Regions from separate parts of the Homo sapiens genome. Here region 1 is linked to region 2. Evidence: read pairs that join two places in POLR2A ChIA-PET (ENCODE). Cell type or tissue: HepG2. All regions are shown on one strand. Links, peaks and the distances in the headings refer to the core of each region. The heading gives the core; the rest is flanking DNA.

Evidence for each region. ChIA-PET counts read pairs that join two places held together with the same protein. Peaks named below come from ENCODE experiments on the same cell type or tissue, not always from the same donor. Only the 100,000 strongest peaks of a DNase experiment are listed, where the experiment ranks them.
Region 1: POLR2A ChIA-PET joins it to region 2 with 8 read pairs; 20 of 35 experiments call an interaction of 5 or more read pairs at or near these places.

The regions. Positions count from the first base shown.
Region 1 is chr10:119,167,471-119,175,356 of GRCh38, reverse strand. It overlaps PRDX3 (peroxiredoxin 3), which reads left to right. Exons shown (of 7, transcript NM_006793.5): 3 at 765-906; 4 at 1,485-1,620; 5 at 2,872-2,975; 6 at 6,015-6,180; 7 at 6,824-7,637. The coding sequence ends at 6,877. Among named protein-coding and RNA genes, the nearest start is that of SFXN4, 5.7 kb to the right of the region's middle. In HepG2, for the core only: no CTCF peak of the experiment used is centred there; a DNase peak (open chromatin) is centred at 2,516.
Region 2 is chr10:119,108,029-119,117,053 of GRCh38, reverse strand. DENND10 (DENN domain containing 10) reads right to left here. Exons shown (of 9, transcript NM_207009.4): 2 at 8,890-9,025; 3 at 5,126-5,205. Among named protein-coding and RNA genes, the nearest start is that of DENND10, 8.4 kb to the right of the region's middle. In HepG2, for the core only: no CTCF peak of the experiment used is centred there; DNase peaks (open chromatin) are centred at 293 and 3,023; H3K4me3 peaks cover 444 bases.

The DNA of each region.
Region 1 (7,886 bases), core at 71-5,070, 58 kb before region 2:
TGCAACATGGCCTTCAACCATTCCTGCCTGCTGCCTGCTCTTCACTCCGTACCCTTAGACACTCTCTGTTCTCATTAGACTGCCACACGCTGCTCCACACACATGTCCTGTCTTCCTTCCTGCTGTTTCCTACATGCCATCTGCCCCATCCCATCTAGACTTGACAAAATCTGAACCATATTTAAAATCCATCTCTAGTCTCATGTCTTCCTTAATTCTATCCCTACTTTGTCTTCCTCTTTTTAGTTTCTGTAGCAGTTGGAATTGAATTTGTGCACAATCTAAAACTATAGAAGGAGAAATTACAGTTGGCCCTCTGTATCTGGATTCTGCATCTGTGGTTGGTTGAATCGAAAATATTGGGAGGGAAAAATGGATGGTTGTGTCTATACTGAACACAAAGTCTTTTTTTCTTGTCATTCCCTAAACAATACAGCTTAACGACTATTTACGTAGCATTTACGTCGTATTAGGTATTATGAGTAATCTAGAGATGATTTAAGTATACTGGAGGGTGTGTGTGGATTATATGCAAATCACCACTTTATGTAAGAGACTTGAGCATCTGTAGATTTCGATATCCTAGAACCAATCCCCCCACAGGTGGCAAAGGATGACTGTGCCTAAGATGTACAGTTGAACCGAATGTTTTGATTTATACTAAGCACTTTATACTACTAATTAATTATGAGAAGTTTAAATAAAATCATAGGTGCTTGACATAGCAAATGATGAACTCCATATGAGTGTGGGTTTTTTTTCAGGTTCCTCATGCCATGCACCTGCTGTCACCCAGCATGCACCCTATTTTAAGGGTACAGCCGTTGTCAATGGAGAGTTCAAAGACCTAAGCCTTGATGACTTTAAGGGGAAATATTTGGTGCTTTTCTTCTATCCTTTGGATTTGTAAGTGTAATTTCTATGATGCTTTCGTGTCATTCTGAGAGCAAGCACATATCCTGTTCCCACACTGAATTGTCTATCCCTAGATACCCTTGTGAAAGGAAGGATTCTTTCTGACCCTTTATCACTGATGGCCTTGTTGATTACAGCTGGGATCTGTAGCTTGTTTACAAGTGATAAACTTCGGGGGTGGGGTAGGACAGCTTTCTTTATAGTACACCTCTGTGCTCTGGAGCACTGCTTCCCTAAGCCAGTCTATGAAAAAGTTTTCACTGGTCTGGGGAAAAATGAGAAAAGTAGGCATAATAAAATGATTTTTTTCAAAAAGCAACTTTATTGAACTGTAATTTTTTTTTCTTAAAATATGTGTTCCCTTTCCCCATTTTTTGATACAATTCCTAAAAATAAAAAGGTGAGGGGAGGTAGTAGTACTTTTGCCAGCACAACACTATAGTCCAGTGAGGATGGTAAACCATTTTGCCTTTTTTACCCTTAGCAAGTTGAACTAGTTGTTAGACCACTAATTGTTAAAATCCTTGTTTTTAAATGCTCTAATGAGAATTTCTATCCTTTTTTTCCAGCACCTTTGTGTGTCCTACAGAAATTGTTGCTTTTAGTGACAAAGCTAACGAATTTCACGACGTGAACTGTGAAGTTGTCGCAGTCTCAGTGGATTCCCACTTTAGCCATCTTGCCTGGATAAATACACCAAGAAAGGTATGGCATTGTACCCCTAGCTTTTGCTCTTATAAACTTGCTTGGAAGAATCTAAATTTCTAGCTATGCTGCTGGACTATCAAGATCAAATTACGCAAGGGTTGGGTTTTTTTTTTTTTTTTTTTTTGAGACGGAGCTTCACTCTTGTTGCCCAGGCTGGAGTGCAATGGCACAATCTCAGCTCACTGCAACCTCCGCCACCTGGGTTCAAGCGATTCTCCTACCTCAGCTTCCCGAGTAGCTGGGATTACAGGCATGTGTCACCACCCCTGGCTAATTTTGTATTTTTAGTAGAGACGGGGTGTCTCCATGTTGGTCACGCTGGTCTCGAACTCCTGACCTCAGGTGATCCGCCCACCTTGGCCTCCCAAAGTGCCGGAATTACAGGCATGAGCCACCACACCTGGCCTACTCAAGGTATTTTTTTTATTATTACTCTTCCATGTCTATGTTTGAGAAAATTAGCCTTTAAAAGAATGCTTTAAGAATTAGAAAAAGCAGCCGGGCGTGATGGCTCACGCCTGTAATCCCAGCACTTTGAGAGGCCGAGACAGGTGGATCACAAAGTCAGGAGATCGAGACCATCCTGGCTAACACGGTGAAACCCCATCTCTACTAAAAATAAAAAAAATTAGCCAAGTGTGGTGGTGGGCGCCTGTAGTCCCAGCTACTCGGGAGGCTGAGGCAGGAGAATCGCTTGAACCCAGGAGGCGGTGGTTGCCATGAGCCAAGATCGCACCACTGCACTCCAGCCTGGGCGACAGAGCGAGACTCCATCTCAAAATAAATAAATAAATAAATAAAATAATAAAGAATTAGAAAAAGCATCTGTAGTCCCAGCTACTCAGGAGACTGGGGTAGGATGATTGCATGAGCCCAGGAGTTTGAGGCTGCTGTGAGCTGTGATTGCATCACTGCATTCCAGCCTGGTGACAGCGAGACTCTGTGTCTTAAAAAAAAAATTGGAAAAGGTCTATAGTATTAGCCGGGTGTAAATCTTCCTTCTGCTCCTTTCTAGCTGTGACCTGGAACAAGTTACTTAGGTTTTTCTTGCCTCAGTTTCCTCATTTTGATAGTGTCTTCTCCAGGGTGGTTTCGAGGAGGCAGTAGGTTAATAGAGTAAGCAGTGCTTGGCCCGTTGTTGAATTACTGTTACCTATCGCCGTTACTGTTGGTCTCAAACATTGTGGTACGTGGTCAAGAATGTTGTGAGGCCACACATTCTAACAGTCATGTTTGCATTTTGATTAGAATGGTGGTTTGGGCCACATGAACATCGCACTCTTGTCAGACTTAACTAAGCAGATTTCCCGAGACTACGGTGTGCTGTTAGAAGGTTCTGGTCTTGCACTAAGGTAAGATCCTGTTTCTGATGAACTTAAGATTATTTTTCATGTTTAGTATCATTCTGCTTCTTAGGGGATTTATGTAGACCTTGGTAAAGCATTTTTAAAACCAGAAGATCCTGGCTGGGCATGGTGGCTCATGCCTGTAATCGTAGCACTTTGGGAGGCCAAGGCGGGAAGATCACTTGAGTTCAGAAGTTCAAGACCAGCCTGGGCAACATAGTGAGACCTCATCCCTATTATATTAAAAAGAATTAAAATTTATAATAATCAATCCTTAATTTTAGTCTTTAATAAACACTGATGAAATGCCTCCTGCAAGGGTTGGCGGTCTCTCAGAAATGCTGAGACATGCATGTCCCCTCCACCACCTTGGGTCTCTTTCTGAAGAAGGCTGGCTGCGTCTTGAGGCCACACTGCTCCATACTCCCTAACTATGTGGGAGCCACTTCCATGGGGACACACACCTGACATTGAAGCCATCAGACTCTGCAGAAGGGGGGACTAGCAGGGTAAGAGGTAGTCTCTTGGAATGGTGACCATCTTCAGCCCTGGAACCAAACAATCCTTGGTTTGAGTTTTTCTTTTTTTTAACTCAGCTACTTAATAGCTGTGTGACTTTGGGCAACTGATTTGATTTAACCTTGTTGAGCCCCAGTTTTCCCATAACTAAAATGAGGTGGTACGTCACAGGTGGGTGTGAGGATTAAATAGTGACACAGCTAGAGTTTTTAGCATAGTTACTGGCAGCAGTTGTTAGGATTTCTGCCCCAGAACATCATTTCTATCTGTATTCAGTCCCTTATTAAACCTTTATTCCTTTGAGTGTGAAAAGCTTTCAGTCCTCAGCAGCCCCACATTCAAACATAACCTTCCTGGGAGGGATGAGAACTTGGGTCTTAGAATTGGCATCTTGAAGTCTGCTGAGAATAGGAGTGAAGGAGGGATAGGGCAGAACTTGACCTCCAGGAAGGAAGAGAGGGGATCCCCCTTTGATGTGCTGTGCCTCACAGTTTTGCTGGGGGCTGGTCAGCTTAAAGCCAGCTCACCTGGCCGGGCGCGGTGGCTCAGGCCTGTAATGCCAGCACTTTGGGAGGCCGAGGCAGGTGGATCACGAGGTCAAGAGATCGAGACCATCCTGGTCAACATGGTGAAACCCCGTCTCTACTAAAAATACAAAAAATTAGCTGGGCGTGGTGGTGGGCGCCTGTAGTCCCAGCTACTCGGGAGGCTGAGGCAGGAGAATGGCGTGAACCTGGGAGGTGGAGCTTGCAGTGAGCTGAGATCGCACCACTGCACTCCAGCCTGGGCGACAGAGCAAGACTCTGTCTCAAAAGCAAACAAACAAACAAACAAACAAAGCCAGCTCACCTGCCTGTCTTGTAGGTGACCTCTGGCCTGCTCTTTCTTGGGTTACACCTTGGGTTTTAGCGCTGAGTGGCATCTTAGAGTTTGGGCCTTTTTTTCCTCTCTTTTTTTTTTTTTCTTTTCTTTTCGAGACGGTGTCTTGCTTTATCGCCCAGGCTGGAGTGCAGTGGCGTGATCTCGGCTCACTGCAACCTCCACCTCCCGGGTTCAAGCAGTTCTCCTGCCTCAGCCTCCCGAGTAGCTGGGATTACAGGCACACGCCACCACGCCCGGCCAATTTTTGTATTCTTAGTAGAGATGGGGTTTCATCGTGTTGGCCAGGCTGGTCTCAAAACTCTTGACTTCGTGATCTGCCTGCCTCGGCCTCTCAAAAGTGCTGGGATTACAGGCATGAGCCACCGCACCTGGCAGACCATTTTTTTTTTTTTAAACTTTAAAGAGATTATCAAACGAATGCCTAGGTCTTTCAGAATTGTCAATGGCCAGAGAAAGGGTACTGGCTATTTTTCTCCTACGGTCCCTTTCCCTATGAGAACTCACTAATTTTGCAGTTACCTCTGTACCCGTTTTAATATTGAGATTAACAAGAGAGAGAAGCTGAGTCTGGCTTATAAGATAAAGACTTTTGGGAGTCTATGGGCCCTGCTCTGTCCCAGCTCTGCCTCACCTTCTATTGGTGGACTTCAGCTGGCTGCACCCTCTGGGAACAGTTTCACCTCAAACCCCAGGCTCCCAGTGCCTGACCCAGGGAGGGAGAAGCATCTTTTATCCTGAGTTTTCTCTAACCTGCCTTTTCCATGAGTGATTGATACCTGAAATTTCCACATCCTTTTAAGACAGACTGTTAAAACCTGTAGGTTAAATAACCGGACACAGTGACACACACCTATAGTCACGCTACTTGGGAGTCTGAGGTGGGAGGATCAGTTGAGCCAGAAGTTCGAGGCTGCAGCCTGCTGTGATCACACCTGAGAAGAGCACTGCACTCCAGCGTGGGCAATACAGTGAGACCCTATATTTAAACCAAACAACCAAAAAAACTTCTAGGCTAAACATATCTGCATCTGTCACAGTAACACCAACACAGAAGATAAACACAGACCACTGTGGTAGCGTGGTTCATCTCATTACATGCTGCTACATGATTAAAAGTGATGGGCATGGTTTTCTGTTTTGCATAGACTTAGAGCCTGTACATTCTTTCTATGAAGATTTTTCCCGTGGGATTTCCCCCCATTTACCCAATAATTCATTCATAATAAACAGTTGTTGAACCTAGATAAAATACACCTCTGTCTCTTCCCATTTGCCTATAAGTTTCTTGCCAAGATGTGATACAGCAGCTCAAAGAATGCTTGCCAAGTCACTAATAGTCTTTGCTCTCTCTAGTTCAGTGACTTTCCGATACTGTGTAACATTCAGGGCACTATGTGAACTTGTAAGTGTGACCATACTGCATGTTTTATGGTGACCTGGTCCAGTACTGCCTTTGTTAAAGCATCTGTCATCAGTAAGAGATGATAAGTTTTTTGCACAACAGTGAAAACCCCACCTTTAAGCATATGATTACGCTTAATAAATATTTTATTAAAAGGAGAATTAAAGACCTAAAAGGGAAGAAGTTAGACTGTTCTAGTTCTGGTACTGTTGAGGCACTGATGAGGATAAATGATCATGCAGAGGTCTCTTCATAATTGACCCCAATGGAGTCATCAAGCATTTGAGCGTCAACGATCTCCCAGTGGGCCGAAGCGTGGAAGAAACCCTCCGCTTGGTGAAGGCGTTCCAGTATGTAGAAACACATGGAGAAGTCTGCCCAGCGAACTGGACACCGGATTCTCCTACGGTAGGTTTTTTTCCCCAAAAGCAGTGAGGTCCATGTTCTCTCAGCCTCGAGAGCTATTGACCTGAAATATCCACAAAAGGGAGCCCACTCTTGAAGCAAGCGTGCAGATGATATGCAAATGGGTGAAGCTGCTGTGGGGTAGAGGGGGTGGGGTGGGGAGCCAGGAACCAATTATCAGAGACAGGCAGGCCTTTTTTTTTTTTTTTGAGACGGAGTCTTGCTCTCGCCCAGGCTGGAGTGCAGTGGCGCTCTCTCAGCTCACTGCAAGCTCCGCCTCCTGGGTTCACGCCATTGTCCTGCCTCAGCCTCCTGAGTAGCTGGGACTACAGGGCGCCCACCACCACGGCTAATTTTTTGAATTTTAGTAGAGACGGGGTTTCACCGTGTTAGCCAGGATGGTCTGGATCTCCTGACCTCGTGATCCACCCGCCTTGGCCTCCCAAAGTGCTGGGATTACCGGCGTGAGCCACCGTGCCCGGCCTAGAGACAGGCAGGCCTTAATGAAACTTTCATCTTTATGTTTTAAAGGAAATCTTTAAAAGTTTAAAGAACTTTAGGTTAAAAATTGGGAGATTGCCACTCACTTTTGGGACTATTATTATGGTAAAGTCACAGTTACCTAATTAAGCTTTTGTATTTTCAGATCAAGCCAAGTCCAGCTGCTTCCAAAGAGTACTTTCAGAAGGTAAATCAGTAGATCACCCATGTGTATCTGCACCTTCTCAACTGAGAGAAGAACCACAGTTGAAACCTGCTTTTATCATTTTCAAGATGGTTATTTGTAGAAGGCAAGGAACCAATTATGCTTGTATTCATAAGTATTACTCTAAATGTTTTGTTTTTGTAATTCTGGCTAAGACCTTTTAAACATGGTTAGTTGCTAGTACAAGGAATCCTTTATTGGTAACATCTTGGTGGCTGGCTAGCTAGTTTCTACAGAACATAATTTGCCTCTATAGAAGGCTATTCTTAGATCATGTCTCAATGGAAACACTCTTCTTTCTTAGCCTTACTTGAATCTTGCCTATAATAAAGTAGAGCAACACACATTGAAAGCTTCTGATCAACGGTCCTGAAATTTTCATCTTGAATGTCTTTGTATTAAACTGAATTTTCTTTTAAGCTAACAAAGATCATAATTTTCAATGATTAGCCGTGTAACTCCTGCAATGAATGTTTATGTGATTGAAGCAAATGTGAATCGTATTATTTTAAAAAGTGGCAGAGTGACTTAACTGATCATGCATGATCCCTCATCCCTGAAATTGAGTTTATGTAGTCATTTTACTTATTTTATTCATTAGCTAACTTTGTCTATGTATATTTCTAGATATTGATTAGTGTAATCGATTATAAAGGATATTTATCAAATCCAGGGATTGCATTTTGAAATTATAATTATTTTCTTTGCTGAAGTATTCATTGTAAAACATACAAAATAAACATATTTTAAAACATTTGCATTTTACCACCAGTAACTGTTGGATCAGCTTATTTTGGGCTCTCCTTTCCTTCTCAGATTATCAACAAACATTTATTGAGCATTTACCTCAGGGGCCACAAAGAGAATAAGATGCTGGTTCCGCACTCAAGGAACTCGGTTTAGGGGCAAGACAGATAGGGAAACATTTTCTCGTTGTTTCAGTAAATCCTTGAGTGCCTACCCCGCACCAGGTGCTGTTTTCCAGGCACAAGAGCGAACAACG
Region 2 (9,025 bases), core at 167-5,166:
TCATGTAGAAAGTAGTATTACTTTCAAGTAGCATCATTTCTCTCTAAATTAAAAATATATTTCAAAGAAAAAGCAGCCGGGCGCAGTGGCTCATGCCTGTAATCCTAGCACTTTGGGAGGGCAAAGCAGGCGAATCACCTGAGGTCAGAAGTTGGAGACCAGCCTGGCCAACATGGCAAAACCTCACCTCTACTAAAAATACCAAAAAAAAAAAAAAATTAGCCAGGTGTGGCAGTACATGCCTGTAATCCCAGCTACTCAGGAGGCTGAGGCAGGATTGTCGCTTGAACCAGGGAGGCAGAGGTTACAATGAGCCGAGATTGCACCACTGCATTCCAGCCTGGTCAACAGAGCAAGATTCTGTCTCAAAAAAAAAAAAAAAAAAAAAGAAAGAAAGAAAGAAAAGAAAAAGCTTGAGAGACCTTCAACAATTCTTTGGACTCAGCCATCTCCTTACATCTGGGAGCCCCTTGTTGTACTAAGGCAGGAGAATGAAGTACGAACTTCCTGAGGTCCCAGGATTCTCAAGAATGTTGTGCACTTATCCTGTGTCTTACATTCACAACTGGGGTTCTCAGTCATACAACTCTGTTTTATCACTGAGATTTCCTTTGACGAGAAAGGAGTTTTACGCACTGTTCACAGAGAAACCAGTAATTAGTTGTAGAACCCATACTTATTATTAAATGAGTTCCCAGAGGTAGCTATATTTAGATAATTAAGAAATCAAAACTCCTTTAGGTTTCTGGTGATAAATGCACATTAGACATTCATCGTCAAGTTAAAGCTTCTAGAAAATGCTGACAGGAAACTGGCTGCATTTATAGCTCACATGTGGAATCCGTCTCTTCCCCTTGAAATCTCTTCCTGTGAGCAACTAAAATTAAATTTTGCTTGAGAAACATGACTGGGTCTATTTGGGCCTTTCAGGAGCTGGTGGGATAGAAAATCGGGAAGAAAATAAAACATATTTAAGACAGATCACTTGAGGGCCGGGCACAGTGACTCATGCCTGTAATCACGGCACTTTGGGAGGCCAAGGTGGGCGGATCACTTGAGGCCAGGAGTTAGAGACCAGCCCGGGCAACACGGTGAAACGCTGTCTCTACTAAAAATATAAAAATTAGCTGGGCCTGGTGGCTCACACCTGTAATCCCAGCTACTTGGGAGGCTGAGGCAGAAGAATTGCTTGAACCCAGGAAGAGGAGGTTGCAGTGAGTCAAGATCACACCACTGCACTCCAGCCTGGGCAACAGAGCGAGATTCCGTCTCAAAAAAAAAAAAAAAAAGATCACTTGAAAATTATATTTATCATAGACTAAATGAAAAAAGCAAGTGTTTTAACTGCTTGCCAACTTTTGTCAATCATCAGTGTTTTTTTAAAAATTACCAATTCCAGCACTTTGGGAGGCCGAGGCGGGCGGATCACGAGGTCAGGAGATCGAGACCATCCCGGCTAAAACGGTGAAACCCCGTCTCTACTAAAAATACAAAAAAAATTAGCCGGGCGTAGTGGCGGGCGCCTGTCGTCCCAGCTACTTGGGAGGCTGAGGCAGGAGAATGGCGTGAACCCGGGAGGCGGAGCTTGCAGTGAGCCGAGATCCCGCCACTGCACTCCAGCCTGGGCGACAGAGCGAGACTCCGTCTCAAAAAAAAAAAAAAAAAAAAAAATTACCAATTCAATTCACAACTTGACGGAAAAAAAGTAGAGAACAATGAATGTGGTGAGCTTTCACACATGTAAAATACATTCAAACCCAGGAACTCACACACAGGCTCACACAGGGAGAAAAACTTCTCTGATAGGATATAAAGAAGGAGGTCACGGGAGTTGTGTGGGGTGGGGATCAGGAGGTAGAACTGGAGTCTGGGAACAGGAGGAGGCGGCAGCTCAGTTTTCACTGCATATTCTCCTGTGTTTCTAAATGTGCTTTATTACTACCAACAACAAAAAACCAAAATGCCATTAGCTTTCTAAAATAGAGGCCAAGCACTGTGGCTCATGCTTATAATCTCTACACTCTAGGAGGCCGAGGCAAGAGGCTCACTTTAGGCCAGGAGTTCCAGACAAGCCTGGTGAACATGGTGAAACCCCGTCTCTACTAAAAATATAAAAATTAGCCAGGTGTGGTGGTGTGCACCTGTAATTCCCACTACTTGGGAGGCTGCAGCACAAGAATCACTTAAACCCATGAGTTGGAGGTGGTAGTGAGCCGAGGTGGCGCCACTGCATTCCAGCCTGGGTGACAGAGTGAAACTCTATCTCAAAAAAAAAAAAATTATAAAATAGAAACAATACACAGTAATAGAGAAGAGAAACATAAGGTTGGTAGGATAAGATGACTTCCTACATGACAACCCTGGGCCAGGAGAGATAAAACAGAGGGGGAAATCCCCCCAAAACCACTCCACAGGAAAAGCCCACAGTGCGACCCCAAGCACCTTGTTCAGATAGACATCCATAGGCTGCCACACATCGAGGCCTGTACAGCTGACTGCAAGTGTGCATGAAACCCCGGTTCTCTAGCAGGGCCACTAGCAGCAAGCGACTAGAGGCTGAAGAGGACCACAGCAGTGAACCTGCAGCCACATAGGGAATGAGGTTCCCTCCTGCGGGCTTCTGCTGCCACTGTGAGCAGCAAGCTGTGTGTGGAAGGCACGCCTGCCTGCTCCTCACCAGAAATGGAGGGAGGCAACTCCATGTTAAACTGTCATGAAGAAAAGAAGTCTTTGCCTATGAGTGTGTGCATGTACACACAGACCTGTGTGTGTGTGTGTGTGTGTGTGTGCAAATACTTGGATGTGCATACATGCAAGAGTGAGCATAGTGCTGCATGAAGGGGCAGGAAGCAGAGGAGGCGGCTGGCAGTAGCTCCGAGTCCTCACTTCTCTTGCACTGTGACGGGAGAAGAAATCCAGGATACTACAATGCCACGCACTGCACAAGCTGAGAAACCCTCTGGGCCTCCTTCTGGGCAGGAAGTGGGGTCTGAAGCAACCTTGCCTTTTGGACTCCAGAATATTTCCCAGTGAATTCAGTTGAGCAACATAACCCTGACTCAACCAAATGAAATGGGAGTCCAATGTTTGTTCAAAAATACCTCTGTAGTGTTTTTAGTTTATGGCTTCTGGATAGCGTCTTTTCTGGCAATAATAATCTCCCTTTGTGTAAGTGCCACATTAGCAGACAACTGTTTATCCACAGTGAGACATTCACCTGGTTCTTATGAGAGTAGGAAGCTTTTTTATTCTGGCTGGTTGCAAAAATGGTGAAATCTCATTTAGCCAAGATATAATCTAACTGAAACCCTTAGGTAATGAGAAGATAGTCTTATGATAGAGTTTTTCTCTTTTTTTTTTTTTGCTTCTTTTGGTGTGTGTATATACATTCACGCACAAAAATAGCCAAAAGCCTACCATTTATTAGGCTTATAAAACAAAAACAATTCCCTTCACCCTCAGTGCCCCCAAAAATCTCTGTATTAGGGAAAAGCCTGACGGTAACATGACACCTAGAATTATAATTCTATCTAGTAACAACATTTTTTTTTTTAAAGGGCTAGGTGCAGTGGCTCACGTTTGTAATCTCAGCGCTTTGAAAAGCCAAGGCAGAGGATCACTTGACCCCAGGAGTTCAAGACCAGCCTGGGCAACATAGTAAGACCACCTTTCTACAAAATATATATATATTTTTTAATTAGCCAGGAGCAGTGGCACACACCTGTAGTCCTAACTACTTGGGAGGCTGAGGTGAGAGGACTGCTTCAGCCCAGGAGTTCAAGGTTACAGTGAGCTATGATCATGCCACTGCACTCCAAGCTAGGCAAAAGAGCAAGACCGTGTCGCTAAAAAAAAGACAACAACCAGAAAAAAAAAAAAAAAATCACGACTAAAACCCTGCAAGGCAGGGTGCGGTGGCTCACGCCTATAATCCCAGCACTTTGGGAGGCCAAGGCGGGCGGATCACTTGAGGTCAGGAGTTCAAGACCAGCCTGGCCAACATGACAAAACCCCCTCTCTACTAAAAATACAAAAAATTAGCTGGGCGTGGTGGCACCCACCTGTAATCTCAGTTACTCGGGAGGCTGAGGCAAGAGAATCGCTTGAACCCAGGAGGCAGAGGTTGCAGTGAGCCAAGATCGCCCCACTGCACTCCAGCTTGGGCAACAAAGGGAGACTCTGTCTCAAAAAAAAAAACATAATAAATAAAACTCTGCAAAAGCCTTCATCATTAAGAAAGAGCTAATATCTTTAACACATAAAAAAAGAGTTTCATCACGCCTATAATCCCAGCACTTTGGGAGGCCAACATGAGCAGATCACTTGAGCTCAGGAGTTTGAAACCAGCCTGGGCAACATGGTGAAACCCTGTCTCTACAAAAAATATAAAAAATTGGCTAGGCATGGAAGTGCGCACCTGCAGTCCTTGCTACATGGGAGGCTGAGGTGGGAGGATCACCTGAGTCCTGGGAGGTCAAGACTGCAGTGAGCCATGATGAAGCCGCTGCACTCCAGTCTGAGCAACAGAGTGAGACCCTGTCTCAAAAAAAAAAAAAAAAAGAAAAAGAAAAAGAAAAAGAAAAGAAAATAGACTGGTATATTTTAGATAAATTTTTCAACAATGGAGATGAAACTAAAAGAGTCTAGCTGAATCGTGACTAACCAGTTAATCAGAATTCCCTAGCTTCTCAGCATTCCAGCTAAGAAATGTGTTATTGTGCTTCGGCATAATTCTTTCCCCAAAATGACTGTACACACAGACCTTGACACATACGAACCAGTTTACCATGTCATAAGGCCCTTAACTTATCCAACCTACTAAGGGAATTCTAGACTGGAAGTGAACAGAAGTAACAGATCAAAAGTAGGAAGTGATTCAAAACACCCAGGAGCTACAATAGCTATAAAACTGCTCCTTCTCTTCCCCTAGATCATTTACCCAAATAAGAGAAGTATCAACAGAGCAAAAGAGAAAGGCCGTCTTTACAGTCTGTGAAGGGCTACTAAAGATTATGCTGGGGAGACACAAGGCTGAACTTTGCTTTCTCAGTGTAGAAATCTGCTATGTAACTATACTAAGGTCTTCATTTTGTATATTAGCATTTAATACAATTTTTATACAGACCTACACAATATCCTAGTGAAGGCAGCATACTTCTCTGGGTTAAAATCTTTGGCGGTCAGGACAATAGAAAAATGAGTCACCTGTTCAAAAGAAACAACAAAAAAATACACTTTTTAAATACACTTTAGCAGAATTTTTATTACTATATTCTAACAAACCTTTTGTATAAGACACAACAGTATTAAAAGAAAAAGACCAAAATTTAACAAGTCCTCACTTGCTTCTTTATACTTCTGCATGTGCATATGTATTACATATACATATATATTGAATTTCCTACATAAGAATGCAATATTTAGAGAAAAAATTTTCAGAAATCAAAAATACTTCACTCAAATATAAAAAAAGTACATTTCTACTTAATGTCCCCTAATCTCATCAAAGTACAAGAAAGAAGTGCTAAATCAGACTCACCAATTTAGCAACTGCTTATCTTTTCTCCTCCACACTTTTTTACTATTTTATTTTACCTATTTTTTTTTTTGAGTTGGGGTCTCACTATGTTGCCTAGGCTGGACTTGAACTCCTGGGCTCAAGAGATCCTCCAGCCTCAGCCTCTTAAGTAGCTGGGATTACAGGCACTACCACCAAACCCTTATTTTACTTATTTTTATTGATACATAATAGATGTATATATTTTTCCAGTTTTTTTTTTTTTTTTTTTTGGGACATTTGCTCTGTCGCCCAGGCTGGAGTGCAGTGGTGTAATCTCAGCTCACTGTAACCTCTGCCTCCCGGGTTCAAGCAATTCTCATGCCTCAGCCTCCCAAGCTCCCAAGTAGCTGGGATTATAGGCACACCACCATGCCCAGCTAATTTTTTGTATTTTCAGTAGAGACAGTGTTTCACTCTGTTGGCCAGGCTGGTCTCGAACTCCTGGCCTCAAATGATCCACCCACCTCAGCTCCCAAAGTGCTGGGATTACAGGCATCAGCCACCGCACCCAGACTATTTATCTTTTCTTTATGCTGAAAACATTCAAATTATTCTAACTATTTTGAAATTAATAGATTATTCTTAATCATAGTCACACTACAGCTCTGTCGAATAGCAATTGTTCTTCGTTATAAAAGGATGAAAAACAACAAAATACATCTCAGTAACAACCATACAGCTCCTGAACTAACTCTCTGCAGGGTGCCATAAGCTAAAAAGTACTATTATAAGAAGTTTTGGCTGGGCATGATGGCTCACATCTGTAATCCCAGCACTTTGGGAGGCCGAGGCAGGTGGATCACAAGGTCAGGAGTTCAAGACCAGCCTGGCCAAGATGGTGAAACCCTGTCTCAACTAAAACTACAAAAATTAGCCAGGAATGGTGGCAGGTGCCTATAATCCCAGCTACTCGGGAGGCTGAGGCAGGGAATTGCTTGAACCCAGGAGGCAGAGGTTGCAGTGAGCCGAGATTTTGTCCCTGCACTCCAGGCTGGGCGACAGAGTGAGACTTTGTCTCAAAAAAAGAAAAAAACCTTCATTTACTTATATGCCTCTATATTATAAATTTCTGATAAACATATACCTAATATTTCCACTAATGAGACAAAATTCAGAATTTCATAAATACAAAACTTTGAAGAGATACATTTAAAATGAAGAGTAGGTGGTGGTGCATGCCTGTAGTCCCAGCTACTTGGGAGGCTGAGGCACAAGAATCGCTTGATCCTGGGAGGCAGAGGTTGCAGTGAGCCGAGATCACACCACTGCACTCCAACCTGGGTGACAGAGCAAGACTCCATCTCAAAAAAAAAACAAAAACAAAAAGAACTTATTGAGCAATAAACCAAAGATTTCATTACATATTGAAACCTATCTTTTTGGCCAGGTGCGGTGGCTCGCGCCTGTTAATCCCAGAACTTTAGGAGAAAAGACAGGAGGATCGCTTGAACTCAGGAGTTCAAGACCAGCCTGGGCAACAGAGTGAGACCTCATCTCTACAAAAAATTTAAAAACTAGCTGGGCATGGTAGTGCACACATGTGCTCCCAGCTACTCAGGGAGCTGAGGAGGGAGGATCACTTGGGCCCAGGAGATTAAGGCTGCAGTAAGACATGATTGCACCATTGCACTCCAGCCTGGGTGACAAAATGAGACTCTGACTCAAAAAATAAAAATTAAAAATTGAAGTTAAAAAAAAAAAAAGAAAATTAGCTGGACGTGGTGGCGAATGCCTGTAATCCCAGCTACTCAGGACGCTGAGGCAGGAGAATCGCTTGAATCTGGGAGATGGAGGTTGCAGTGAGCCGAGATCATGCTACTGCAATCCAGCCCGGGCAACAAGAGCAAAACTCCCGTAAAAAAAAAAAAAAAGTATCTTCTTGCAAATTTATATTTTGTAACTATGAATCTGTTTTGTCTTAAACCTTCTACAGTTTCTAAATTGTTACCTTCCTGCTATTTTAAATGTAATTTTTAAAATTTAAGCTGGTATTCTAGTCATGCTTCACATAGTCGCACTATTGGCTATAAATTAGCCCTAAAACGGGAAAAAATCTCTGTTTGGGTACATGCCAGAGGCTCAGATAAAGTATTGTTCCAATATTCTATTCTTTGAAAAAACCTGCTGGTTGCTTGGGATTAGGAAAGTCCACGATTACATCCTAGTCTTCCACATGTCACACTGATACTGTTCATATCAAACAACACACCAAGAAAAGTCTACTTAATACACAAGCTGCCTTAAATATCCTTTCTAAATTCTTTTTTTTTTTTTTTTGAGACGGAGTTTCGCTCTTGTTGCCTAGGCTAGAGTGCAATGGCGCAATCACAGCTCACCACAACCTCTGCCTCCCGGGTTCAAGAGATTCTCCTGCCGCAGCCTCCCGAGTAGCTGGGATTACAGGCATGCGCCACCACGCCCGGCTAATTTTTTGTATTTTTAGTAGAGATGCGGTTTCTCCATGTTGGTCAGGCTGGTCTTGAACTCACAACCTCAGGTGATGCGCCTGCCTCAGCCTCCCAAAATGCTGGGATTACTGGCGTGAGCCAACACGCTCGGCCTGCCTTTCTAAATTCTTAATTTATCCTGGCCGGGTGCATCACCTGAGGTCAGGAATTCACGACCAGCCTGGCAAACATGGTAAAACCTGTCTCTACTAAAAATACAAAAAATTAGCCAGGCGTGATGGTGGGTGCCTGCAATCCCAGCTACTCGGGAGGCTGAAGCAGGTGAATCGCTTGAACCCGGGAGGCGGAGGTTGCAGTGAGCCGAGATTGCGCCATTGCACTCCAGCCTGACCAACAGAAAAACTCCATCTCAAAAAAACAAAAACAAAAAAAAAGGGGAAAAGACCACATATTGCTGTACTGCTCACCACTGTATCAACTACAGGGTCTGTCATATAATAGACAACAATAAATATTTATAGAATGAATGAGAGTGAAGTGTGAAACAGAGTATTCCCAATGAAAATAATATTTAATATTTTCTTTTCTTTTTTTTTTTTTTTTTGAGACGGAGTCTCGCTCTGTCGCCAGGCTGGAGTGCAGTGGCACAATCTTGGCTCACCGCAACCTCCGCCTCCCAGGTTCAAGCGATTCTCCTGCCTCAGCCTCCTGAGTAGCTGGGACTACAGGCGTGCGCCACCACGCCCAGCTAATTTTTGTGTTTTTAGTAGAGATGGGGTTTCACCTTGCTGGCCAGGATGGTCTGAATCTCTTGACCTTGTGATCTGCCGACCTCAGCCTCCCAAAGTGCTGGGATTACAGGCATGAGCCACCGCGCCCAGCCTATTTTGGGGTTTTTTTTTTACCTTCACGCAATCATACCTTTTTCAAAATGGAAGAATCTGGAACTTCAATTGTTGTGATATAAAACCATGTTCTTCTGTACTGACCAAAGACAAAGGGATGGAGAAGTTTGTTTTCATCTGTAAGGCAGCATTTTCTCAGCAGCAGGTTCCTT